Linked DNA regions of Homo sapiens: regions 2, 3, 4 and 5 are each linked to region 1. Evidence: chromatin contacts called from ENCODE Hi-C data. All regions are on one chromosome and are shown on one strand. The core of a region is the stretch at or near the end of the contact, and the rest is flanking DNA. Distances in the headings are between cores, read along the strand shown. Region 1 holds the start of ZNF235 (zinc finger protein 235). Region 2 holds the start of ZFP30 (ZFP30 zinc finger protein). Region 3 holds the start of ZNF585A (zinc finger protein 585A). Region 4 holds the start of ZNF570 (zinc finger protein 570). Region 5 holds the start of ZNF571 (zinc finger protein 571).

Region 1 (2,700 bases), core at 119-2,618:
AGACCTAAATCAAATACAGCTCTCTGTGTACTCCTTCTGAACTTTAGTTTCCAAGGAAATGAGACACAGACAGGCAGGGGAATGTAACAGAGCCAAAATGCCTGGCTTCAAATTTTGGCATTTCTACCTATTTTCAACTGATCAGCAGTATAAACCTTAAGCGAATTATTAATCTCTCTGTGCCTTAATTCAGTTACCTGTGAATGGGGACAATAATAATGCCTGTATTCTCTATTTCCTGCAGCTTCTGACAAGCAAGTGCTATTATGCTTCATAAAACTGCCCTTTTGAGTATGCTTTCTAGAAAATGAATCTTTTAAGAAACCCAGAACTCAAAAATAATTGCTCTGTCCTGTGAGTTACCATTACCCTCAGAAAAGTCTGTAACTGTGATTGGTTGTCTAACATAATTAGTTCCGTTGGTAATGATAGTTAAACTGCCACAGGTTTTTTTTTCCTCCAACAGATGTAATTACTTGCAAATGTTACTAAGCTGGAGGAGCCTCAAGAAAGTCTCTTTTTCCACATGCATGAAAGCAATGACTAATAAAAACCTAAAACTCTCTAAGAAATGGTGTTACACTTAAGTTAACCACACGGGATTATTGGTTATAACCACATTATACTGAACATTTATTAGGGCCTCAGGACACCTCTGGCACTCTGCAAATCCGTAATGACGATCGCTTATCTGAGATAAAACACACAGGACATTCCCCAGGCTCCGCTGGAACTAATTCCTGTCTCCTAAACAAGAGGCTAGAAAAGTCCAAGAATCCAGGAACGGCCCCACATCAGGCAAGGATTAGAGAAGGGACAGCGGCTCCGTAGCTGGATCTCCTAGACTCAGAGGAGTTTCCAAACAACAGGCGTCTTTTTCAGTATTATAACAGAATTAACGGTGGCATCCAACATTTTCCTATGCACTGGTTTTAAGCTTATTTCTATAAAACCTCATTTAATTCTCACAAGAACATCACTGGGAACGCACTAACCCTTTACAGGCACGAGGAAACTGAGACAAGGAGAGATTAAGTAACTTGCCCAATATTTTACTGCGAGGAGCAGGCAGGACTGGCTGGTAGGTGCGTGAGGACGGCTAGGGCAGCAGACCCTCAACCTCGAAGGACGACGCGAGCCCGCCTCCCACGCAAGAGGTTCTGCCGAGGGGACGCAAACTCCCGCAGCCTCCCAACCCCGCCCTCCAGCGCTGGCCGCGGCTTCTCTTCCCCAAGCCAAGGACGGGTTCATTGCTGGCCCCACGCCTAGGCAAAGAGGGCTCGGAGAAGTCTTGGAGACCCGGAGCTGACTCACCTCCCTGGGAGATATCTCAGATCCGACCTCGCCTTCCTGGAGCGGAAGTGCCTCCGAGTGCCCACGGTTCGTGGACTCCACTTCCCAGAATTCCTAAGCGGAAGCGTCTCAGAGTTCTCTCACTCCTGGACTACAGTTCCCAGAATGCTCCAAGGGCAGCGCTTCCCACCAGCTGGGCTTTGTTTTGACTCAAGCCGGTTGGGTTTGAGCCACTTCTCTGGTGCTACTACTGTGAGATTCGTTTTTGTTTTATTCATTTTTAAAAGCTCATGAGAAAATAATTGTAAAATTTTTAAAGTGATGACATATAAAAATGAAAAGTGCAGCTTGTATTATTAAAATAAGTTAGAAACCAAAATTTTTCGCAGAAGCAGAGGGTAGGCTAAAATGGGAAGCGTAAAAGTGACTTAGGCTGAGCTCCGATGGACGCTGAACGTTAAGGAACACCAGATCTCAAACTTGTGTCAAATGCCGGCTCCCCAAATATCATCAACTCAACCTGTTGATAAGACAAAAAACAGAATTTATTGTTGATTGCAGTAATGGAGAACAACACTTCGACGGAGCGTTGGCACCTTCACAGAGCAAAGTGTCAAGGCAAGGTTGGAACTGATTGAGAACTGGATGTTTAAGGCGGGTCTTTCAATGCAAGGGATTTTATTAGTATTGCATAATGATCATGATACTACAGTCCAGGATTGGTGGATATAGCAAGGATTTTTGAAGCAAAGAATCTTAAATTGCAATCTATTGACACTTTCTTTGGAAGAGATTGAAAATTTGATGGGTCTCTGTGGAAGTTCCCATAATGAACAATTAAACAGTTTGCTTGGGCAGGAATCTCCTGGAATAAAGGCCTGCTGATGAAGACAGCTGAACAATCATGTTAGTGCCGAAAGTAAATTGTGATGAAACGGGAAAAGTTCACTTCTCCCTCTCCCAGGGCATGTGATGGGGTGTGGCTCGCTTCTTCGTGCCCAGCCGCTCAAACCTCTAGGGGAGCATGCACACGGGCAGGTTGTAGGGCTCCAACCCCACGGCAGTGTCTAGGGGTGAATGTTTACAGCTCCTGAAGCCCCAGTGGGCGTGTGTTATAGGGTGCTTTTTTAGTTCAGCCATCTGTAGGAGGCTTGTGTTAGCTCAATTAGACCCCTGACTTATCGCAAGCAAGAGAGGGCTTTCTGTATCCCAGAGGTTCTTGCCTTGGTGTACCAGAAGAATCGCATCACACATAGGCTTGGAGAAAGAGTGCAAGGATTGGAGAAACCTTGGAGAACGATTTGTAAGTAGCTCTCAGCAGAAGGGGGAGCCAGAAGGGAGATGGTTTTCGCCTGGAGTCAGCCTCTCAGCGGCCTGGGCGCTCCTCCGACTACCCAGGCCAAACTG
Region 2 (2,813 bases), core at 88-2,587, 6.6 Mb before region 1:
TACAATTCTGAGGAAATTGAAGCACAGATTGCTTAAACTCGTTCAGATTTAAGTGGCAGTCAGGATTCAATTCCACTTAATCTAGGCTCGAAATTCTTAACCACTACACTACACCTCCCTCAGTCGATCCAAGATATACCCAAAATAAACTCATGCTGCCAGACCTCAAACCACATCTGGCTGGTACCAAAAACTTCCACTCATGAATTTCCTGGAAAAAAAGAAATCTCCACTCCTACCCCAGAACCATTAAACATATCTAAACCCTAAAAAACAAATAAAAACAAAGTATGAACATTAATCTCCAGCACGGGTATTTCCATATCATCAAGATCCTTAGAAAAACAGCGCTCACAGAGTAATTGAATTTGCAGCCTACAGTTAACTAACCATGTGTCTAACTATAGAACAGCATGAAGTGGGCACTAACAACGGGAAATCTATTAATTAGGTCCCCTGCCGTTAACTAGGTAGGGAAATCCTAAGGCCCAAATCAATGAATAAATAGATCATTCCTAAGCAGGATTTTAAACGGAAGGAACTCGAATGCATTTCACAGAAACAAAGCAGCAGCACGAACTCACAGGGAACCGGCTTTTAGAAGAGCAGCAGCGATTCGTTTCTCCTTCTCAAGCGCCTTCTCTGGAAACTGGCAGGGCTGGGGAAGCAGGCAGAGTTCAGGACACCCCAGGCTTTTCTTGACTCGATTGGAACCCACCCTCCACGCTTCCCTGGCCCCAACTAACCGCCACCTGCATGCACAAATGGAAACGACAGGGCAGAGGGTCAGCAGTCACCCGCGTCTGGGTTCGCAGCTCCGGGTACGCTGTAGTTCCGCACCCGGTTGCCCACGCCCGGGACCACCCACTGTGTCTTTTCGGAACTGTCCAGCGTGTCCTCCTAGACCCCAGACACCCACCCCAAATCTAGGTCCCAGCGTTTTGCAGGGGACCTTCATCCTGGGGCGTTCACCTCTGACTTCCCTCTTGGGCCTTTTCGCTACGGCCGAGCCTAAGTGGCTGAAGCGCGGACGAGGATGCGCGGGGCCTCGGTCTCCAACTGCACCACAGGCCGCACCCACGAACCTGGTCCGGCACAGTTACTACCGCCCGGGCCTCCAGGCCTCAGGGCTGCAGAAGCTCAGTCCCGGGAAAAAAAGCACACCGGCCTGAGGCTCCACAGGAACCTTTTCTCCACCTTGGCCCGGCCTGCAAAACCTGGCCCACTCCGCGCTCTTTTCCCTCAGAAAAGCAGCGGCCACAGTGGCGCCCGGCTCCCAGCCCCAGCCTCACCCGACTCAGAGGATAGCCCAGCCCTGGGAGTCAGCGGCGCCAGAATACGGGAGAGCGCCTGTCTCCGTCGCGAATGCGCTAGCGCGCGGGGGGGCGGAGGCAAGTCCCGCAGCTGCTCCGGGCCGGGAGGGGCGCGTGGGGCCGGGTCTCGGCGGGGATAGTCGGGCCGGGGAGACGGAGCCAGAGGGGCCGCAGTGTCCCTCGCCTCAGGCCTCTACCTGTAATGGCCGCCCCGTGACTGACCAGTGCCATTAAAGATAATCCAGGCCTGCTCCCCTGTGGACACTGCGGTCCAAAATTTAAAAAAACAATATTCCGCCTTTTTATTTTTCATTTGGTTCTCGGCTCGGAGACAGGCGGAGGCTGCGAGCCCCGCCCCGCCCCCAGCGACGCCTCACCGGAACCTTTGGAAATCGGCTTCTGCCTCGAGTGCGCAAGCGCGCGGGGGGCGAACGCTGGGGCCCTTCAGGGAGCAAGGGAGAAGTGTGGGGCCGCACCTGCCGAGGGGTCGGGAGGTTTGGAGGAGGGTGGAGGTTGGCTACAGGATCCCGATGGGGATGGAGTGTTCAAATCTAGGCCTGTAGCCGTGACCCTGGCGTGAGTTGGATGGAGGAAACCCCAGTATCGCGAGCCTGGACCAAGGCGCGGCGCGTGCTGCCTGTGGTGTTTGCTGAGTGACGGCCGCCGCGCCCCCGCGTACCTGGACCGAGTGCCTGGCCGCTGGCGGAGTAGTGTTTCCGTGCACGGGGCTGCTGCGTGCGCGTGTGCCGTTCTCTAGCGGGGGATTAGGATGGTGCCGCAGAGAAGGCTGCGCGGTGGTGCCTGACTCTGACGCTGGCTGTAGCGGGTCTCTGGGGTCTTTGCGGTTTGTGTCTGCGTTTGTGACGTACCTGACATCGGATCTGTGACTGTGGCTCTGCCTCATCCAGCGTTATTTCCAGAATCCTTCTGATAGGGCAGCGCTTCTGGTTCTGGTTTTCCATGGAGACGGTTTGTGGGTCCCTATGAAACTGAGTGTTGGGATTTTGATTATCTGCATCTGGCCCTTGTGTGCCCTCAGGACTGTGGTGTTAGGCAAGTAAAATAATTGCAGGAAAAAAAATTGGAAAGGAATAAGGTTGCTATTACTTCCAAATGATGGAATTGTAGGACTGTGTCAGAAAATTGAATAGGACACCATGAAACGGGAGGGAGAGGCATTTTATTTTCTTCCATACCTGGTCTTGGAATATTCTAACAAATGAGATTTGTTTTTTCCCCTTTGTTCCTGGATGAACTCTTGGATAAATTCAATGTCTCCAAGCATTCTTGGATAGTAAGTTTCTTTGATCTTTAGTTGAAAGATCAGCCTCATTTTCGTAGCTAAAAATACCTTTAGTAATAAAAATGTTCATTGTAATACTTCATTTAAAATATTTAAAACTTTCTTCTTTCTCCTTGATCTCTTCCAGATATCTCAAGTTTTGGTTAAGTGAATATGTGGAGTATATGTACTAATTACGTCAATTATTTTCTCTTTAA
Region 3 (2,700 bases), core at 91-2,590, 7.1 Mb before region 1:
TAGGACAAAAGATATGAAAATTCACAGAAAAGGAAACAAATGGCAATTAACCAAATAAGATGCCAACTTTAGTAACTGGAAAATGCATTGGAGCAATTAGATATAATTTTCCCTCAAAATTTTAAAAACTTTTAAAATGCAACAATATCCACTGCTGGAAAAGCATCTGGGAAAATGAGTTATTTTATAAATTGTTGGTATAAGCTTGAATTGTTATATTTTGAGCTACTTAGTCATATCTATAAAGTATTAAAAATGCACATATGCCGGGCGCAGTGGCTCACGCCTGTAATCCCAGCACTCTGGGAGGCGGAGGCAGGTAGATCACCTGAGGTCAGGAGTTTGAGACCAGCCTGGCCAACATGGTGAATCCCCGTCTCTACTAAAAAATACAAAAAATTAGCTGGGCGTGGTGGCGGGTGCCTCTAATCCCAGCTACTCTGGAGGCTGAGGCAGGAGAATCCGTTGAACCCACTAGGCAGAGGTTGCAGTGAGCTGAGATCGCGCCACTGCACTCCAACTTGGGTGACAGAGCGAGACTCCATCTCAAAAAAAAAAAAAGTGCACATAGTTATTCCTAATAATTTCACATATATAAAGCAGAAAAAGAAGGACAAATGGACAAATAACCTTTCCAGAGTTGAGTACTTTACCTTCCTCTGTAATTAAGCAGACAAAATAATCTGTGAGGAGACAGATATATTTTTTGAATATATGCTTAATTAATATCTATAACAATACAATTAGAGAACATAGTACACTGTTTCTATGTAATAGATGTGACATTCATGAAAACTGACCACGAACTAGGTCATAAAGCAATTTTTCAATTTGACCATTAAACAGACATTACTTTAAAAAGGAACTTCTAAATAACTCATGGATCAAAGAAAAAACCACTTAGATTTGAACAATTTTTAATACAAAGATTCACCAAAACTTGAGAATTTTTATATTAAAGAAGACTGAAAATTAAAAAGCTGAACTTTCAACTCAGGTTAGAAAGCAAGCTGATTACAGTCCTCACCGATCACCATAACTGACCCTACAGGCTCTGTCACTGACCACAGACTCCCATCACTGACCCCCAAACCTCAATCACTCATCCCAAAGAGCTCCATCAATGACCTGAGAAATCCGTCACAATCAACAACGGACGCCACAGAACCCCATCACCGAAGCCTGAAACCGCAATCACTAACTCCACAGGCAACCTCGACACCCCCTATTACTGGCTCCACAGAAACCCCAATCGTGATCAACCAAAATCACCTCAAAGATTTATCGGTATTGGAATATGAAAATACTCCTGACACCAGCGGCAAAAAAGCCTTGGAAGACCACTTCCACTTCCGGTCCGACTTCTAGCACCTCCCCTTTGTAGGCTGTTGATATGGCGCATGCTCTGAATAAACTTGGAAGCCAGTTTCCTCGAACAGTCAACAGGGCGCAGACACAGCGCACAGGTTCCGTAATGTGGCGCTGTCCGGCAGAGAACATGGCCGCGCCCTTATGGTGTTTATTCGCGTGGGCCGCCATTTTGAAAGCATATCCATTCCGTAGAGCAGAGGAATTGGCCGCTGGCAGGGTTTCCTAGAGCGAGGCAGGTATAGTTACATAGGATGCTGGAGTGTGACCCTTGTCTGACTAGGCTTCTATTTCGGAGGAGAAAGTTACTGGAAATGTGGGTCTGGTGCTGTATGTTATATTTAGAAAAGCTAAGTTACCTTTCTGAATACAGGACACTGAGGATAATAATTACCAGGGAATAGAGGAGCCAGGGAAAAATCACCAAGTGAAGGGGATCCTGGGAGAAACCACAGGCAGATGATAGGAGGAATCAGGATAGTACAGTCCATTTTTTACAGACGCCATTCAGGGAAAAGGTGGAAAGGTCACTAGGGGAGTCATCTCTTGAGTGAAACCACCCTGAAAGTCTGAGAGACATCTGAATGAGTAGTAGGCTGCAGGAAGAGTGGTACAACTTTTAATGGGAGAAACCGCCTTGGGAAATAGGGTAGAAGTCCAATAGTATTAATACAATCCTCTCCTGGGAGATACCACCAGAGGAGGGAGGAGAAGTCCGGGCGTCCCCTTCTGAAGGGCTGGGTCGGGTGGGAAGGTGAATAGAGATTTGAATCACCCATTACCCTCCACACTAAATACCTCAAGTGCAACTATAGTAGGCAGCAATAATAACAACACTAATAGTCTTTAGTATGGCCAACGTGTTACTAAAAGCACCTAAAGAAGACTGTTTTTATTTACCTTGAAGTTAAAATATAATTAATAACAATCGCCTTACCATGTCAATGAAGCTTTAAGTGCAGTCTCTGACCCTTAGCTTCTCCTCTGTGGAAATTCTGAAACCTCCTTACTCCCCTTTTTGGAGGGTGTGGATGAGGAGTTGTAAAGATACAATTCCTTTCACTTGGTGAACTCCTAAACATGATTCACAGCTCAGCTTCTGACAGGAAGTTCTACCTGAACAGTGGTGGGAAATTACTACCCAATGTGTTCAGTTCCAGCAGGTGGGAAACTTGTTTTCAGGGAATTGAACCTACACTCTGATGTGGGCATGCTGGATGCCTTCAGGCCAGTTATGTCTGTCTCTGGGACTCGGCTTAAAAATATGTTTAGAGAATTAGACTCTGCTGATCTCAGGTTTTCTTTCTTCTCCGAAAGGACGGTCTAAGGAAA
Region 4 (2,700 bases), core at 131-2,630, 6.8 Mb before region 1:
AAGTAGTGTGGCCAGACCGCCTGACTTCTAAACAGACTTGGCCTTACTAGCTGTGTCATCTCAGACTAGGTACTTAACTTCTCTATGCCTTTCGTGTTTTTTTTTTTTTGTTTGTTTTGTTTTTTTTGAGGCAGAGCCTCACTTTGTTGCCCAGGCTGGAGAGTGCAGCGGCGCGATGTTGGCTCACTGCAGCCTCGAACTCCCGGGCTCAAGCGATTCTCTGCCTCGGCCTTCCGAGTAACTGGGACCACAATCAAGGGACACTCCGCCCGGCTGATTTTTGTTTGTTTGTTAGTAGAGATAAGGTCTCGCTATGTTGCCCAGGCTGCTCTCGAACTCCTGAGCTCAAGCGATCCTCCCGCCTGGGCCTCAAAAAGTGCTAGGATTACAGGCATGAGCCGCACGGGGCCGGTCTTAATACCTTTAATAAAGAGATAATAGGCCGGACGCGGTGGCTCACGCCTGTGATCCCAGCACTTTGGGTGGGCAAAGCGCACGGATCATTTGAGGTCACGAGGTTTTTGTTTGTTTGTTTTTTAAGACGGAGTCTTGCTCTGTCGCTCAGGCTGGAGTGCAGTGGCGCGATCTCGGCTCACTGCAACCTCCGCCTCCTTTCGCCTCCCAGGTTCAGGCAATTTTTCTGCCTCAGCCTCCTGAGTAGCTGGGACTTAAGGCGCGTGCCACCACGCCCGGCTAATTTTTTTGTATTTTTAGTAGAGACGGGGTTTCACCATGTTGGTCAGGCTGGTCTCGAACTCCTGACCTCGTGATCTGCCCACCTTGGCCTTCCAAAGTGCTGGGATTACAGGCGTGAGCCACCGTGCCAGGCTGAGGGTAGCGGGTGGGAGACTGCCAGGAGTGTAGTGCGCTTGCGCAGTTTACCACCCTGCATCCCCCCCACCCCGCTCCCCTCCCAATTTTTTTCGGGTATCCAGCACAATTCTAGGAATTCGCCTCCCACCCATTTTGAGTAGACGCGCCACTAGCGCGTTCCCACGCACAAACCTTTTCCCTGCGGCCAACCTGCGATTCTCAACTCCCCGCCCTGGTTGCTAAGGGAGGCGCGCAGAGCGCTTGTGCCTGCGCACTTCCACACCAGCCCGTGTAGTGTGACGCTGGGCCCCGTCCCTGTGACCGGGCCAGGCTCGGAGCTGCAGGGAATCCGGACTTTCGGGCTCTCTGGAAGGCCGGGGAGAGGCCAGTGTGGGAGGACCTGGTGGGGAGGAGGCCGTGTTACAAACCCTGCGCGGAGCTGCACCGCTGCTGCCAGACACTGCGACGCCGCGACCTTTTCTACTCCGGACTACGTTTCCCAGCGGACCCCGCGGGAGTTGGGCCGGCGGCCCCTTTGTGTCCTCCGGGGGCGGAGGCAGCTGAGGCGCTTCTTTCCGGGCCCGTAAGGGCTGGGTTCCATCCAACTAAGGGTAGCGGTGAGACCCGAGTGCAGATTCCCCGAGCCTTCGGGGCAGGAAGGAGATCTTCCACCAGTTCTGTTCTGCAGGTCGGGAGTGGGCTGAGGAGTGGCGTGTGGGTCTCCGGAAGCTCGTCGCAGGCCATCTGTGTGACTCCGGTGCGAGTGGAGGTTGGTACCGTTCAGTGCGAGGCTGTCACCCCGTGTGCCTGTCCACGTCCTGTGTGACTGGGTGCGAGGAAGTCAATGGCACCGTGGAATGTGAGGCTGTGAGTTGAGGCGGGAGCGGGCGACTGTTCGCTGCACCTTGTTGGGCCGATACCCGCGGCTTCTTTGTGACTGGGTTGTGAGATTGTCGCTTGTGATAGATACCCTGGTGGCTGAGCCTTGCCGGTATGGGAAAGGGTGCCCGTGTGAGGCAGTCCATACCCATGGCCTCTGACTGTGGCGTGGGTAAGACGGTGGTTGGCACTGTAGTTTTTCAGACTCTGATTATGTGGGGGATTGAGTGAGAGACTGTGTGCCACGGAGAGGCTTTTAAAGCCAGCCCAAGTCATATCAATGTGCCACCAAGTTTCAGAATCACTGATTTATTGGAGAGGAGGATTGTGGGGTCAGGTCCTCTTTTATTTGATCTTGGTGCTCTTATTTGTTAGTTCTGTGTCTTTATGTGAAAACTTACATTCCTCTGAGTCTGTATTTGTAAAGCCTAGAACATCTGTTGTTAACCTAAGGAATTGGGAAATGATTTAGGCATCAGTTAAATTGTATGCAAACAAATTCCTAGGTCTCCATTATGCTCTCTCTATTGGAGGGAAGGTTGCAAGAGGAGGAAAGAGAATCCTAAAAAGTCTAGACTGGTGATTCTGGATGCTGCAAGAAAAGTCTAGTTTCTCATGTTCTTTTCCCCATCTCAGTCATCTGAGGCCACTGCTATTTCCCAAGAGAAGAGCCAGGAGGAAGAAAGAATGGCTGTTGGGCTTCTTAAAGCCATGTACCAGGTGTGTTGGTGTTTTCTCGATTTCCTGAATACCTGTCTGCTTTTCAAAACAAGCAGGTACTAATTTTCCTTCTGCTGAAACGTTTCTGGGTAACCAGTCATGTCCCTTATCAACACTCTCCATTGGATTCCCATCTTATTCAAGATAAACGCGTAAGTCCTTGTCTTGACCTGCAGGGCCCTGCATAATCTGGTCCCTGACTGTCCCTCTGACTTCATCTAATTTTTCTCATCCTGTCTTTAACTCAGTCACTCAGTTCCAGCAACACTAGCTTCCTTGTAATGTGGT
Region 5 (2,700 bases), core at 181-2,680, 6.7 Mb before region 1:
TTAAAACTCTTCAAATTTCCCCCAGAAAGTACAGTTATTTTTCATCAAAACCTTAGACCAGGCCAGGCGCGGTGGCTCACGCCTGTAATCCCAGCACTCTGGGAGGCCCAGGCGGGTGGATCACGAGGTCAGGAGATCGAGACCATCCTGGCTAACACGGTGAAACCTCGTCTCTACTAAAAACACAAAAAATTAGCCGGGCATGGTGGCGGGCGCCTGTAGTCCCAGCTACTCGGGAGGCTTAGGCAGGAGAATGGCGTGAACCCGGAAGGCGGAGCTTGCAGTGAGCCGAGACCGCACCACCGCACTCCAGCCAGGGCGACACAGCGAGAATCCGTCTCAAAAAGCAAACAAACAAACAAAAAAATCTTAGACCAGAAAGGACTGCTGTATCATTGGGTGGAAAGGAGAGGTGTAGTGTGGCTGGGGAGTAGAGCTAAACTGATGATCCCATCCCCGCAGCATCATTTATGGGGTGCCTAAGGACCAGTCACTAGCATGGCTGGTTCTTCCTTAGGAAGATGTTGCTGGAGGTAGAAAACGTTTCGGAAAGGAAGAAATTTGAGGTTAGAAAGAAAACAGGAACTTCACACAAGACTTTCAGAAGTGCGATATTCTTTTCCTCTGGGTGCCTCTCTTGGAAAACGCAGAACCGAGAAAAGAAATAAGCATCATAGAACATCAGAGCTCTCGGAGCAGACGAAACAATTTAGGATAACACCAACCTCTAGAAAGGGATTAGTCTTCCCCACAGGGCTGTCAAGCTAGAATAGGACATCTTTAACAGTGGTCTTCTTCCTAAGACACTTCCAGGGGTAAAGCCTCACCATCAGGGAAACTTCAAAAAGAGCCTCTTACTCTGCAAAGAAACTGCAGCAGCTGTAACCGCACGATTCTCAGCTGGCTTAATGATGTCCGTGTCACACGAGGAGTACTGCGGCCCGGGAGGGGCCAAGCGCTAGGAGCATTAACAGGCGGCAGGTGAGCCCACCCCGCGGCCGCACAAGCGCACACGCACACGTCCAGGGCGGAGGAACACTACTAGTAACACCCGCCTCCTTCTAGCCTCCCTATCCCAAAGTTATGGTGCCGATTTTGTCCGCGGCAGGGGCTCCAGGGGCACACTCATAAATTCGGTGCGGAGGAACACAACTAGCAGCACCACACCCCCGCCACTGCCAGAACCAAAGTGACGGTGCCGACACCCCTCCGCAAGCGCAAGGCCGACTTCCATAAGTAATTAGCCAGAGCACCGTCCCGTTCCTGTCAGCACCGAGCCCCAGCCAGGACACCGGTATTCCCAGCACCATACAAGAACTACTTTTTCGATGAAGCAACCCAAAAGCTGCGAGCGGTTCCCGGTGAGGCCGCCCACTCACCTGGCCGGCGCAGACAAGCTCCGTGCGTCAAGACATAACAGCGTAAGTGTACGACGTTGCGCAGCGACGCGGGGGCCTTCGGGAAATGTAGTCTACAACTGGAAACCGGCCGGATCGTGTCTGCGCAGGCCCAGCAGCTAAGATCGGGTCCGGCGCTCCAGAACAGAACGATCCCTGAGGCTCCCTTGCTCGAACTGTGGGACTTACCCTACTATGGTCCGAGCCTACCCTATTTCATTATACTCAAGTAACGCCCCAGAAATTCCAGAGAATCTCACACAAAGAGGTTGAGTCTTGCCGTGGTGCCTTCAGGGGAATGTCATCCCGGGCTAGAAGAGCTGCAAAAGGCTGTCAGGTAAGGTCTGGATTTCTCTCTGACAGCTCTGGCCGTGACGCAGTGGCCACGATACCGGGTTGCTGCTCAACGGGGTTCGGAAGTGTGACGCATTCTTTGCGGCCATGTGTGTGTGTGTGCGTGTGTGTGTGGGTCTGTGCGCGCGCGTGTCCGAGTGTCCTCTGTGGGTGCAGAGTGGGTAGTGGCCATGCCTGTGTGATGTGCGTCAGATTATGCTTGAGGCTATTAGTGGCGCATTTAGTATTGTGTGCGGAAGGGTCTTGGGAATGGTTTGATTATAGCTTTGAGGGTGACTGATGTCTGTTTAATCAGATTCAGCCTGCGACTGAGTATCTTATAACCTGTAAGAAATTGATTTTTCTTTGCATGGTCATGAATTTAAAATAGATTCCCATGAAATTATATAAATGTAGTGAATGATTCATTGAGAGTTCGCCTGTGGCAGTGAATGTGGGGAAAGAAGTGTGTGAGCATAATATGGTGAGAATGAGCACGATTGTGTGCAGCGCTGTATTATAGTGATATCTCCTGGCTTCAGTTTTCTCACCTGTAAAGTGAGGGTGTCAGTCGTGTAACGCTTTGGAACAATGCTTTTTAATAGGAATTTCTGCAAAACTGAGTTCCATTTTTTATATCTGTGCTCTCCAATATAGTAGCCACTAGCTACATATGGCTATTGAGAAATTGAAATGTGGCTGGTTTGACTGAGGAACGAATTTTTTAAATTGTGTTCAATTTTAATAAATCTAAATGTAAACAGCTATATATGGCTAATAGTCTTCCTATTGAACAGTACAACCTGGAGCATTAATTTGCCTTCAAGATTTGAAGGGGGTAAAAACTTAATTCATCTAGCAAATATTTGAAAATGAAATTCTTAAAACTTCCTTAAATTTTTTTTTAAATTTGAGATGATTGTAGATTCATATGAGGTTGTAAGAAATAATAGAGACATTGTGTGTTATC

Evidence for each region. Hi-C counts contacts between places; a loop is a spot of excess contacts on that map. Pooled maps may share reads with other maps.
Region 2: a loop to region 1 is called in a pooled map, with 12 times the contacts of the local background. The contact joins the promoter of ZFP30 here to the promoter of ZNF235 in region 1. A Hi-C loop is called at or near these places in 3 of 50 pooled maps.
Region 3: a loop to region 1 is called in a pooled map, with 17 times the contacts of the local background. The contact joins the promoter of ZNF585A here to the promoter of ZNF235 in region 1. A Hi-C loop is called at or near these places in 5 of 50 pooled maps.
Region 4: a loop to region 1 is called in a pooled map, with 25 times the contacts of the local background. The contact joins the promoter of ZNF570 here to the promoter of ZNF235 in region 1. A Hi-C loop is called at or near these places in 7 of 50 pooled maps.
Region 5: a pooled map shows a loop between it and region 1 (4-fold over the local background). The contact joins the promoter of ZNF571 here to the promoter of ZNF235 in region 1. A Hi-C loop is called at or near these places in 2 of 50 pooled maps.

The regions. Positions count from the first base shown.
Region 1 is chr19:44,303,657-44,306,356 of GRCh38, forward strand. It overlaps ZNF235 (zinc finger protein 235), which reads right to left and starts at 1,369. Exons shown (of 5, transcript NM_004234.4): 1 at 1,315-1,369. RefSeq lists enhancers at 1,152-1,705, 2,282-2,700.
Region 2 is chr19:37,654,128-37,656,940 of GRCh38, forward strand. It overlaps ZFP30 (ZFP30 zinc finger protein), which reads right to left and starts at 1,338. Exons shown (of 6, transcript NM_001320669.3): 1 at 1,293-1,338; 2 at 585-752. RefSeq lists a silencer at 1,294-1,483 and enhancers at 1,507-2,494, 1,894-1,943.
Region 3 is chr19:37,171,355-37,174,054 of GRCh38, forward strand. ZNF585A (zinc finger protein 585A) reads right to left here and starts at 1,341. Exons shown (of 5, transcript NM_001288800.2): 1 at 1,273-1,341. RefSeq lists enhancers at 1,242-1,431, 1,273-1,567.
Region 4 is chr19:37,467,976-37,470,675 of GRCh38, forward strand. It overlaps ZNF570 (zinc finger protein 570), which reads left to right and starts at 1,381. Exons shown (of 5, transcript NM_144694.5): 1 at 1,381-1,582; 2 at 2,329-2,412. The coding sequence starts at 2,380. It also overlaps a transcript of ZNF569 not described here. RefSeq lists an enhancer at 1,056-1,555.
Region 5 is chr19:37,593,362-37,596,061 of GRCh38, forward strand. ZNF571 (zinc finger protein 571) reads right to left here and starts at 1,431. Exons shown (of 4, transcript NM_016536.5): 1 at 1,380-1,431. ZNF540 (zinc finger protein 540) reads left to right here and starts at 1,515. Exons shown (of 5, transcript NM_001172225.3): 1 at 1,515-1,734. RefSeq lists enhancers at 392-1,073, 873-1,002, 1,073-1,122, 1,074-1,756, 1,353-1,552 and 2 more.